3 separate regions of the Mus musculus genome follow, and all the other regions are linked to region 1. A link is a loop called in an ENCODE intact Hi-C map of the cell type or tissue named here. Cell type or tissue: heart. All regions are shown on one strand. Region 1 overlaps Astn2 (astrotactin 2). Region 2 overlaps Astn2 (astrotactin 2). Region 3 overlaps Astn2 (astrotactin 2).

Evidence for each region. A loop is a pair of places that touch in the nucleus more often than their neighbours do. Peaks named below come from ENCODE experiments on the same cell type or tissue, not always from the same donor. Only the 100,000 strongest peaks of a DNase experiment are listed, where the experiment ranks them.
Region 2: it touches region 1 in a loop (1.8-fold over the local background); 2 of 42 quality-filtered maps call a loop at or near these places.
Region 3: a loop joins it to region 1, with 2.8 times the contacts of the local background. A loop is called at or near these places in 2 of 42 quality-filtered maps.

The regions. Positions count from the first base shown.
Region 1 is chr4:66,023,177-66,027,176 of GRCm38, reverse strand. The region is part of intron 5 of Astn2 (astrotactin 2); the gene reads left to right. Among named protein-coding and RNA genes, the nearest start is that of Astn2, 380 kb to the left of the region's middle. In heart, no CTCF peak of the experiment used is centred here; a DNase peak (open chromatin) is centred at 1,696; H3K27ac peaks cover 885 bases.
Region 2 is chr4:66,162,844-66,166,843 of GRCm38, reverse strand. All of the region lies in intron 3 of Astn2 (astrotactin 2), which reads left to right. Among named protein-coding and RNA genes, the nearest start is that of Astn2, 240 kb to the left of the region's middle. In heart, no CTCF peak of the experiment used is centred here; no DNase peak of the experiment used is centred here.
Region 3 is chr4:66,152,559-66,156,558 of GRCm38, reverse strand. The region is part of intron 3 of Astn2 (astrotactin 2); the gene reads left to right. Among named protein-coding and RNA genes, the nearest start is that of Astn2, 250 kb to the left of the region's middle. In heart, no CTCF peak of the experiment used is centred here; no DNase peak of the experiment used is centred here.

The DNA of each region.
Region 1 (4,000 bases):
GAAGATGTTTGTTTTCATACTCCTCGTCCTGAGATGCACAGGTCCTCAAACCAGCTGAGACTTGAGAAGTCTGGATCAGATGTGGATGTAGAGGTCTCCAGAAGAGCCTGCAAACTGAACAAAGACAAATTCAAATGTATGTGCTACTCTAAAGTGTCTTCATTCTTGAAAAGAGTAGAATTATTTTCCTATCATTCATTCAGTAAACGGTTTTGGTGAGACCCTGCTGGTGCAGCAGTGAGACTTGCGAAAGAGAACGAGGTGTTGGTGAACACCTGCTTGGAAGTCCCTAAATCCAAAGCTCAGCACTGATGCTGCCAGCACCACCCCAACACTTCTCTTCCCTTCATCTCAAGCTCCTAATTTGTTAAGTAGGAATGCTGATGTTGTAAAATGGAGTTCTTGTGCCAAATACACATAAAGGTTTCTTTAATCTTTTTGTAAAATTTATTTTATTGGTTTAATTGATTTGTATGAGTAACTGTTGATGTATCTGCCATATATGTGTGGATGCCTGCTGAGGTCAGCAGAGAGCATCATGGCCCTAGTAACTGGAGTTAGAAGTGATTATAGGTCACTCTATAGTGCTGCTGGGAACTATGATCACCTTCTCTGGAACAGCAACAAGTGCACTTACAAACAATCTCTGCAGGCCCAAATCTAACCTTTGAAATCACATATGAAAGAAAAGGATCTGAAATTCAGAGAGATTTAACCCCTTAGGATACAACTGGAGGATTAGAACTTTTACCCAGGTGTATTTGACCCCAAGTTCAGTGCTTTAGTCTTCTCTACCATACTGTCTCATATTTGGATGTAGACATTCGATTTAGGGCTTATCCTAAATCCAGGATGATCTCAGCTTCTAATAGTGAACTTACATTCATCCACAAAACCCCACTTTCCAAATACATTCATCATGCACAGTATTCCATAGAGACATCTTTGAAGGACTTACTTCATTCCATGGTAAGCAGATAGCAGAGATAAAGTTCAAAGAAAATTAGACAGCAGCTAGATACCAGGAACTGAATATTTTTGTTAAAGCACCAAGTACCTTATACCTTTCATCCTGTGCATTATTTTTTTTAAATTGTTTTATTTATTACCTTCTAGTTTTTAATTGAGGTGATACAAGGTCATCCTTTCCCTCTAGGAATTTCTCCAATTGTAATATCAGAAATAATCTGTAGTTTCCTTTAATAGCTTTCCAACATAGATTTTCTAGAGCCCCAAGACTCAGGCCAAGACTCTTCCCTCTATTCCATCCTCACAAAGCAGTCTGAGTGGAAGCTAGAGTACAGCGGCTTGGAGGAAACCTCAACTCTCCCAGAGGCCCCTGCTGGACCATGATAACAGCTCTCTTACACCAGTATTAATCTTTAATTGCTATTTGATTTGATTTAACATGATCTTCTGCTTGTAAAACACCTTGAAATGTTTCAGCGTTGTGAGCGTGTCCTGGAAACGCCACTTTATTGTATTAACAAGTCTCGGCCTGAACATAAAGGGAGATAATTAGAAACAGCAAAGTCCCCTGACATGCTCAGGGCAGCCAAAAAGCTCTCGGGAAAACAATCCTTTCAGCTGCTTTCATGTTTCCAAAAGCGAAAGCTGTTGGAGAGGCCCCAGTGGGTAGGAAGCTTATTAGGGTGACTTGGCATGCTATTTATAGCTCTCAGCTGGCTCGCCTTTTGTCCAGCTCATGTAGCCCTGTGGATTCCCAGATCTCTAGTAAGTTTGTTCTACAACTGCTAGGACCCCAACCTAGGAGCACACTGTATTGCCAGCAATTGATCTGTGAGAGCTTTTGGCATACTTGGGGCGTTTTCTCACAAAGACAAGCATGTTGTATACACAAGGGGGTAAAGTTCCCAGGCTAGCCTATAAAAGTTGATATGTCTTACAGTGGATCAAAAGCACTGCAATATCATTCTTAGATATCCGGATGCTCAGATGAGACCCAAGTGGATTTGTAGCCTAACAAAGACTACTTAAAGGGTGACTAAGCTACAAACCAGTTTTTCCTAAGTATAGCCTCAGCTAATGCTTTATGATGTGATATATTTGAATTAGAGTTATACTTGACATAGCAAGTGCATAATGAAAATCTACATAAGTTAATTTGGTTGTGCTTTAAAGCTGTTCCATGAAGCTTGAACTTCATCGGAAAGAGTGCAGCAGGGTTGGTTGGCTTTTGAGGCAACCAGACATCCTTGAGAACCTCCACCGTGGTGTGCCTGGTGCAGAGCAATAGTAAAAGTGATGGTTCAGAGACAGGTTACCGTTCTCTGCATCCATTGTCTTCCTGATTAACTGATAAAGACATGACTCCAGATGAAGTTTCTGGCTTTATGTAGAGTCCTAATTAATGTGTAATGTGTAAAAAAAATAATATTACTGCCTTTATTTGGTTTATTTTTAAAAAATGAAAGAATGTATTTCACATATGACTAGAGTCATAAGCCCAGATTCCAATAGGTATTGAGCTTTACATTGTGTTTTTAATTGTGGATGGGGGTATATTTATGTGATGAATGTTTGTGCATACGTGAGCATGTGTGCGTGTCTGAAGTATGTCTGCCTGTGCATGAACATGCCAAATATTGATGTCCAATACCTTCCTCTCTCCCTCTCCATGTTACTTAAGGAATCACAGACTCTCAATGCACCTGAAGACCTCCAACTGGTTTGTGTGCTGCAGCATCGCACTATAGTTTTAAGAAGTTGATTCTGGGAATCCAAACACAGTTCTTTTGCTTGTGAAACAAGGAACCCACTGAGCGATCTCCTCAGTCCCAACTTTGAGGTTTTTTTGCTTTATTTTTTTCCCCAATTTTATACATATATAATACATTCTCTTAACTCTCATCCCACCCTTTTCTCCCATTCCTTCTTACAAGCCCACTTCACAATTCACGTCTTTTCCTTTCTATTCTTACTCACTGGCTTTAACCAGAGTCTAAGTGTGTCCACGAGTTTGGAGCTATCAGTTGGAGTCTGATGTGCTTACCTTTCAATGCTGATTGGAGATAATGAATATCCCTCTCTTAGGATGTATTGATACTGAATAGTCTAACATGGAGAGGTAGGGTGTAACCACTCTCTCACTGACTCAAGAAAAACTGCTGATAGACCCAGTCCTATACAGACCCAGTGTGGGCCACAGTGGTGGCTGTGAGACCATGTTTGCAATGACAGTGTTAGGCTCGAAGGGTAGTATTTTGCAGTTCTTCTCCAGGTCTCCTGACTCATATATTCTTTCTGAGCCTCTTCGTAATGTTCTCTGAGCCTGGCCTTGGAGAGTGTACTGTGACTATCCTAGTTAGGTGATCATTCAATCCCTCATTTATTCTTACACTTTGAATCTATCTGATTTTTAGACCTTGCCATGATTCTCCATTTATAGGAACAAAAGTTAATAATTTGTGGATAAGAGAAATTTTGCGTTGAAATCATTCTTCTCAACCCTATCTCATCATCCTTATTTAATAGATTATAGGTAGGGTTTAAAGTATTTTTACCAAACTCTACAGAAGCTTCTGAGGCAGAGAGCAATTCAAAGTGTTATAAACCCAATGGAATGAAGGTGTTGAAAGAGAACTCCCTTTTAAGTGATGCGTACAGTTTAAATGATACAGTCTAGAAGTGGTTTCTAGTCTGAGGGGAAAAAGATGATCAAATGACATCTAGAGCATAGGAGTGGACATCTTGGTTGATCTAAAGCATGGCATTGGGTATAGGTGTGGCAATAGATAAGCACACATTATGGGAAATCCTGCAGGAACTGCTTCCCACTGATGCAATGCTTCTCACTGGGTTGTGCATGCCAAACGAACTGGGTCTTCACCCAGGCTCCACCTTCTATGATCATGATGCTCTCAGACAAACAGTGCTGTTTTTCCCTACATTCCTTGCCTTTCTCACTAGGAAAATAAATTGTGCTATAAAGAGGATTAATAAAAACCATGATGTCAAAGAAATTACTCTACGACATAGA
Region 2 (4,000 bases), 140 kb before region 1:
GGTGAGCTGAGGACCTTTGTCTGCAAGATGTGTGTGTGTGTGTGTGTGTGTGTGTGTGTGTGTGTGTGTGTGTGTGTGTGATACAACATAACTAGGTCTATGATGCTCTAAGTAGGCTAGAGTCTGATGCTTTGATTCCCCTCTTCCTCCTTCTCAGTGCCTTTGTTAATTCGATTTTAATGGCAAGGACTGCAGTGCATGGTTGTTTGGGGCAGTTGCTCCCATTCTTTTTCTAACACCAGAGACCTAGATTCTTGTCTCCTGATGTAGTTCCTCATAGGATGTATTTATCTCTTATGCACTTATGCTTAAGCTATTAAGTAGGAGCCCTGGGTAACTTTCTTTTGATCTCCTCTTCTCTTCTCTTCTCTTCTCTCCTCTCCTCTCCTCTCCTCTCCTCTCCTCTCCTCTCCTCTCCTCTCCTCTCCTCTCCTCTCCCCTCCCCTCCCCTCCCCTGCCCTCCCCTCACCTCCCCTTCTTCTCTCTCTCTCTCTCTCTCTCTCTCTCTCTCTCTCTCTCTCTCTCTCTCTCTCTCTTTTGAGACAAGGTTTCTCTGTATAGCCCTGGCTGACCTGGAACTCACTCTTTAGACCAGGCTTGCCTTGAACTACCTTTGCCTCCCAAGTGCTGGGGTTAAAGGCATGCTCCACCCTTGCCCGGCTCTTCTGATCTTTTCAATGTTGATCCTTTATATAGGACAGAAATCACATGCCTTCATGACTTCAAGACAGGGAGCCCTGAGGGCAATGTGCTTAGGAATGCCCACATAATACATTTGTAAAATTTAAGTGTCCTCTCTCTCTCTCTCTCTCTCTCTCTCTCTCTCTCTCTCTCTCTCTCTTCTATCTTGCTTTATTCTACTCACTTATAAACACCAGGTACAAATTCAATCTAGATGGATTTTTTTGTGTGTGACACAATTCAGATGGTGAGGACAGAAGAGAGATCAAAATGGAGAAGTTCTTGTCTTCATGGAACTTTTAGCCTACTTGATATCATTGACCAATAATCACATGAACCCCTTCATAGAAACCAAAACGCAGGGTGGTGGTATCATGGTGAGTAGATAAAGAATGAGGAGGATCTGTTCATGTATATCTGGGAGGACCTCACAAAAGCTATCTTTCAGGTTCTATAGCAAGTTGTACCATGGGATGAAGGAAAAAAAATAAAAAAGGAGAAATTCGGTTGTTGAGGTGGGAGCTCTCACCAAAGTCCAGATTGCAAGAGACCTTAGCAGTCTTCTTGATAAGGAGAGGTCTTGCCTTAAGTGTTAAGTGAAGCTAGGCAGTGTTGGCGCACGCCTTTAATCCCAGCACTTTTGGTAGGCAGAGGCAGGTGGATTTCTGAGTTGTTCAAGGCCAGCCTGGTCTACAGAGTGAGTTCCAGGACAGCCAGGGCTACACAGAGAAACCCTGTCTCAAAAAAACCCAAAATAAACCAACCAGCCAAACAAACAAACAAACAAAAAAGTGATAAGTGAAGCCCTGTTATGGAGTGGAGCATATGAGGAACAAGTTGAGATTCAGGGTCTGAAAGGTCCCTGTCGCTGCAGAAGTATGTGTTTAGAGAATGAGCTAGCAAGACAGCTATGGGATTGTTGCATGTCACCTTGACAGTCCTCGTGAGTATAAACACAAGTGGTTATAGTGTCCTGTGTACCAGTGGCATTAGGAATCTTCCCAGGTAAAAGGTGTCCAATGGTGAAAATGTGGCTCCTGTGATTGGTGTCTGAAAATTGTCAGTTTTTTCATTCCTTTCTAGAGTAAGATATTTCAGATTTTGCCTTGAAATATTTGGAAAATATGAGGCATCTTCAGTTCCCTGGGGAGAATATCTATAGCTCTGTCAGTCTAGCTATCTGTCCATACATAAACAGGAAAAAGAAGTACTGTTTCAAGCAATGAGCTAACATAGAAATGTAACTTCTGGAGAACTCAGATCTGGGCATCTTCACCTGGAGGGCATGGAGTGGATTTTGGGCTCCTGATTTTTAGTAGAATGACATAACATAAGGTAGTGGAAAGCCAGGCTGCTAAAGATCTATTCATGATATTTATACTTCATCACTGTAGCATAAAGATGATGTATTTAACATCATCAAATTCTTTATAGGTAAAGTAGGGATATGGACATACAAAGCCTAGTTTTAAGTTCTGAATAGTTTATAACACATACACTGCTTGCTTACATATATGCTATTTTAATACTAACATTGAAGCAATTCACTGTAGTATCATAAAATATACAGTGGTAGACACAGCATGGTAACATTGACCCAGGTCAATATTTTAAGGGCATTGAAATTGATGTGTTCTCTGGAGAGTTGTTTTAGCTTTTTGGACATTTGGTTACCATAACCATTGTGAGTAGGAGAAAGGGAGAGAGAGAGAGAGGGAGAGAGGGAGAGAGAGAGAGGGAGAAAGAGGAGAGAGAGAGGGAGAGAGAGAGAGAGAGAGAGAGAGAGAGAGAGAGAGAGAGAGAGAGAGAGAGAGAGAGAGAGAGAGAGATTTTCTAGGATGCTCAGTATCTGCTTGGAAATACAAAAATGTCTAAGTATCATTTTAAATACATATCATTCTTGTTCGTTCACATTTATATCTGTCTATCTACTTCCCTTTTGCAATTACACCTTTAAAATTTTATTGTATACCCTGGAGAGATGACTATGCAGTTAAGAACACTTATGTTCATGAGGCCCAGGGTTCAATTCCCAGCATCCATGTGGTAGTTCACAACAGTCAATAATTCAAGTTTCAGGGCATGTGATACATTCCTCTGGACTCTGTGGGTACCATAAATGCACTTGGCTCACATGCATGCATGCAGTCAAAAGATTTGCATACTTAAAATAACATAACAAAGTCTAAATGTGCTAAAACTAAAAGAAACAACATCCTGAGCATTGTATTATTTTTCAATTATAAATTGCTACAACTATGTAATAAGCATTATAATAATATACAATGGTATTCTTTTCACCCTAGTCATAACAAAAATATGGTACATATCTTATTTCTTACAAATACATTATTGAATAATATAGCTTGCCATTTATGCAGATTTTATTGCTTTTTATGGTAAAGATGTTTCCTACTCATTTAAATGTTTTGCTTCATGTTAATGCTAATATCTAGAATTGCCCTTTGATTTTAAAACTTTCTACATTTCTATCACTTTATATAAAACTTGCACTTCACTGCATCCTTGATAACATTAATCAGACAATCTATATTTTACAAGTCTGTAGCTTGTGGAAGTATAACTTCAATATAGATTTAATTTGCATGCCAGAGATTTCTAACAAGCTTAATATTTTTTTCTTATATTAAAACTTCCATTTTCATGTCAGTTTCCTGATGTATAACTTTCACACATTTTTCTGATAAATTGCTTTTATTGCTTCTTTCTTTAGCTGATTGGCAAAGACTCTTTATAATTAATGACAATTATCAAAAATTTTAAAGGTGAATAGGTCTTTGTCACCTGAAAATACTTTCTAGTCTAAAACTTTTCTTTTCTGTGATGAGAATAATTTCTAACTCCAGTATTTTCCTTTGGTTGCTGCATTTTCATACCTTATGCTTCTTGTGAAATCCCTGACTGTCTTCCACTATCCTGATGTCTTAATGGGGCTTTTCTGTCTCCTTCTACATTTTTTAAAAAGAATTTGCCTGTCATTCTTGATTTTAACTATGGAGTCTGTGCTGAGTACTGATGAGGGTATTTGCTTCTGTCTACATCCCAGAGTTCCTCTACGCCTCCCTGCTTCATAAAAGCACCGTCCTCCCTAAGTCAGGCCTCTCCAACTCCCCTTCTCGTAACCTGCTGCTCTATAGCTGTTTAATGTGTTGATATCACATAGGGCTACACCCTCACCTTTCTATTGTTATATAAAGATATCAGCTCTTCTTTTTCTTTTCCTAACCTATGTGGATTTTAGGATAAATTTGTATTTCTTGGAAAGACTTACTGTGATAGGGATGGGCATCATGTTGAA
Region 3 (4,000 bases), 130 kb before region 1:
AGCTTTTATGATTTAAGTATTAGAAGAAGAAAAAAGAGGAGGAGGAGGAGAAAGAGGAAGAGGAGAGTAGAAGGAGGAAGAAAAGAAAAATAAAGAGACTAAATCTTGACTGGTTTAATGGAGATGGGGGCACTCAGGAAGCCCCCACCCCCTTCTAGATTAAGGAATAATTGAAATTCCTGGACTACTAGGTAAGGAAAAGTCAGTTTCTTCAGGGATAGGGCCCTTGACAATTTATCATGTTGTTTGGTGGATGATAGTAAGTCTATGCATACATGGGCAGTACTAATAGGAATAAGTGATTGTAAAAGGACAAACTAAAGATGGACAGAGGACAAAGAGTCTTGGGGGGGGGCTTAAAATGGGATATTATTAAAATTACTGTATACATGTATGAATTTATCAAAGAACAAATCAATAATAATAAAGCTCTTTTATAAGGCTAAGATTGATGTCAGTCCAACTGTTCATTCCTCAGGAGAAGGCATAAGTTGACCACCAGACCCACTAATTGTCCTTGTTATACTCCTACTCTGTTTTATACCAGTTATAGTATTTAACTTGGTATCTATCCCTTGCTAGAGTATAAGTTCATTTTAAAAAATGGTAATTTTCTTTCCTGATATGGTTCATGGTAGGGTGATGATTTTCCAGTGGATAACACTAAATCCATGAGTATATTGGCACTATTTGCTGTACAAAGTGGATTATAAAATATATAAAAGGAAGATGACATAAAAGGAATCCAGGAGAGTTGATGAAAGGAGAAAGATATGGTTTTAAATATATTGTTTTCATGAAGGAAGTTTCCAAGGAATAAATAATTAAACAGTAAGAATATGATGTCAATATCTTCTGTGTTCAGACTTTGGTATATAGCAGATGCTTAACACTAACTACATATATTATGTTTCCCCCATAATTTAGTTATTTTTTTTACTTGAACATTCAGATTCAAAAGAGAAAGTAGTATTTTTTGCCATTTTTTAAAACTCTTAGGAAGTTATTTCTTGGTTTCTGAATTAATGCTTCCACAATATTTTCAGTATTTGGTATTATTTGATTGAATTTCTTTTTCTTTTCTTGGCTTGTGGTAATGTGTTAGCGAAAGGTGGTTATAGGAATAGGACTAAAAGACAAGTGGTTTCAGGGAATTTATTCAAATCACTCTAAAATGTCCTGTACATTAAGTGTAATTGCTAAATAATGTTTTAATGATTTGGCCATAGATGACTCAGAATTTTATGTATTTCATTTCTCTTCAGTCCACAAGAATTTAGCAATAAGAAAAGGTGTTTGGAGGGAAATTATTAAATGCAGTCAATTTTGGGTGGTAATGAAGAGACTATAGGTAGCTACCTATGTAGTATGTATGTAGTAGGTAGATAAATAGATGATAGGTGATGATGGATGGGTGACAGCAAGAGAGAGATAAATAGATACAAAGAGAGGCAGCCACTTGCAAGAATTTAGGATTTTCCCTCATAGTTTAAATAATGATACATTTCTTTTCTCTCAATTAGTTTCTTTTGGTTGAGTAGTTTTGTTACATTCTAAAACATTAAGCAACAAGCATTGCTCTTTGTGCAGCAATTTGTAGTTCAAAATATACTTACACATCCCCTTTTAAGTCTGTCTACTCCAATCCTATCTGGCAAGGAGACTTGATGTTGTAAGCATCACTTTACCTTAGAGAAAAATGAAGCTAAGAGAAGGAAGACTACAAACATCTTGCATTGCATGATGCCTTCTTAGTCTTGAATTTCTTTGATTCTCTCGGGGTTTGACATCTGAGGGGAAAAAGAAACTGAACGAATCTATGTTATATATGGAGACTTGGCTTCTCTGGTCATTTAATGGGATTCTCCAGTCTAGAGGGTCAGCGATGATAATCACAGAGTATGTCATAAAAAGTTCCTTCCTTAAGAGTCATGGACAAACTCTGGGTTTGTCTGAATTAAAATGGAAAGTCATTTGGCAGATAAAATTAGTAATTGCACAATCCTTTCCATTGGCAAAGAAATATGCAGAGGATAGAGATAGTGGAATCAAGCCAGAGGACTTGAAGAAAGAGAGAGAGAGAGAGAGAGAGAGAGAGAGAGAGAGAGAGAGGTGCAGCAGAGGCTTTTCAAAGCCTGTATTTTCTTTATAAAACTTCAGACTTCCCATCTTCATCTTTCTTTTTTGTTTTTTTGTTTTATTATTATTATTATTATTATTATTATTATTATTACATATTTTCCTCAATTACATTTCCAATGCTACCACAAAAGTCCCCCACACCCTCCCCCCCCCTCCCCTACTCACCCATTCCCATTTTTTGGCCCTTGTGTTCCCCTGTACTGGGGCATATAAAGTTTGCCTGTCCAATGGGCCTCTCATTCCAGTGATGGCCAACTAGGCCATCTTTTGATACATATGCAGCTAGTCAAGAGCTCTGGGGTACTGGTTAGTTCATAATGTTGCACCTACAGGGTTGCAGATCTCTTTAGTTCCTTGGATACTTTCTCTAGCTTCTCCATTGGGGGCCCTGTGATCTATCCAATAGCTGACTGTGAGCATCCACTTCTGTGTTTGCTAGGCCCCGGCCTAGTCTCACAAGAGACAGCTATATCATGGTCCTTGCAGCAAATGCTCGCTAGTGTATGCAATGGTGTCATCGTTTGGAGGCTAATTATGGGATGGATCCTGGATATGGCAGTCTTTGGATGGTCCATCCTTTTGTCTCAGCTCCAAACTTTGTCTCTGTAGCTCCTTCCATGGGTGATTGTTTCCAATTCTAAGAAGGGGCAAAGTGTCCAGACTTTGGTCTTCGTTCTTCTTCAGTTTCATGTGTTTTGCAAATTGTACCTTATATCTAGCTATACTAAGTTTCTGGGTTAATATCCACTTATTGGTGAGTACATATCATTTGAGTTATTTTGTGATTGTGTTACCTCACTCAGGATGATGCCCTCCAGGTCCAACCATTTGCCTATGAATTTCATAAATTCATTCTTTTTAATAGCTGAGTAGTACTCCATTGTGTAAATGTACCACATTTTTTGTATCCATTCCTCTGTTGTGGGGCATCTGGGTTTTTTCCAGCTTCTGGCTATTATAAATAAGGCTGCTATGAACATAGTGGAGCATGTGTCCTTCTAATCAATTGGAACATCTTCTGGATATAGGCCCAGGAGAGGTATTGCTGGATTCTCCAGTAGTACTATGTCCAATTTTCTGAGGAACCACGAGACTGATTTCCAGAGTGGTTGTACAAGCTTGCAATCCCACCAACAGTGGAGGAGTGTTCCTCTTTCTCCACATCCTTGCCAGCATCTGCTGTATCCTGAATTTTTGATCTTAGCCATTCTGACTGGTGTGAGATGGAATCTCAGGTTTGTTTGGATTTGCATTTCTCTGATGATTAAGGATGTTGAACATTTTCTCAGGTGCTTTTCTGCCATTCGGTATTCCTCAGGTGAGAATTCTTTGTTCAGCTCTGAGCCTCATCTTTTAAGGGGGTTATTTGATTTTCTGGAGTCCACCCTCTTGAGTTCTTTATATATATTGGATATTAGTCCCCTATCTGATTTAAGATAGGTAAAGATCCTTTCCCAATCTGTTGGTGGCCTTTTAATCTTATTGACGGTGTCTTTTGCCTTGCAGAAGTTTGGCAGTTTCATGAGGTCCCATTTGTCAATCCTCGTTCTTACAGAACAAGCCATTGCTCTTCTATTCAGGAATTTTTTCCCCTGTGCCCATATCTTCAAGGCTTTTCCCCACTTTCTCCTCTATAAGTTTCAGTGTCTCTGGTTTTATGTGAAGTTCCTTGATCCACTTAGATTTGACCTTAGTACAAGGAGATAAGTATGGATCGATTCGCATTCTTCTACATGATAACAACCAGTTGTGCCAGCACCATTTGTTGAAAATGCTGTCTTTCTTCCACTAGATGGTTTTAGCTCCCTTGTCGAAAATCAAGTGACCATAGGTGTGTGGGTTCATCTCTGGGTCTTCA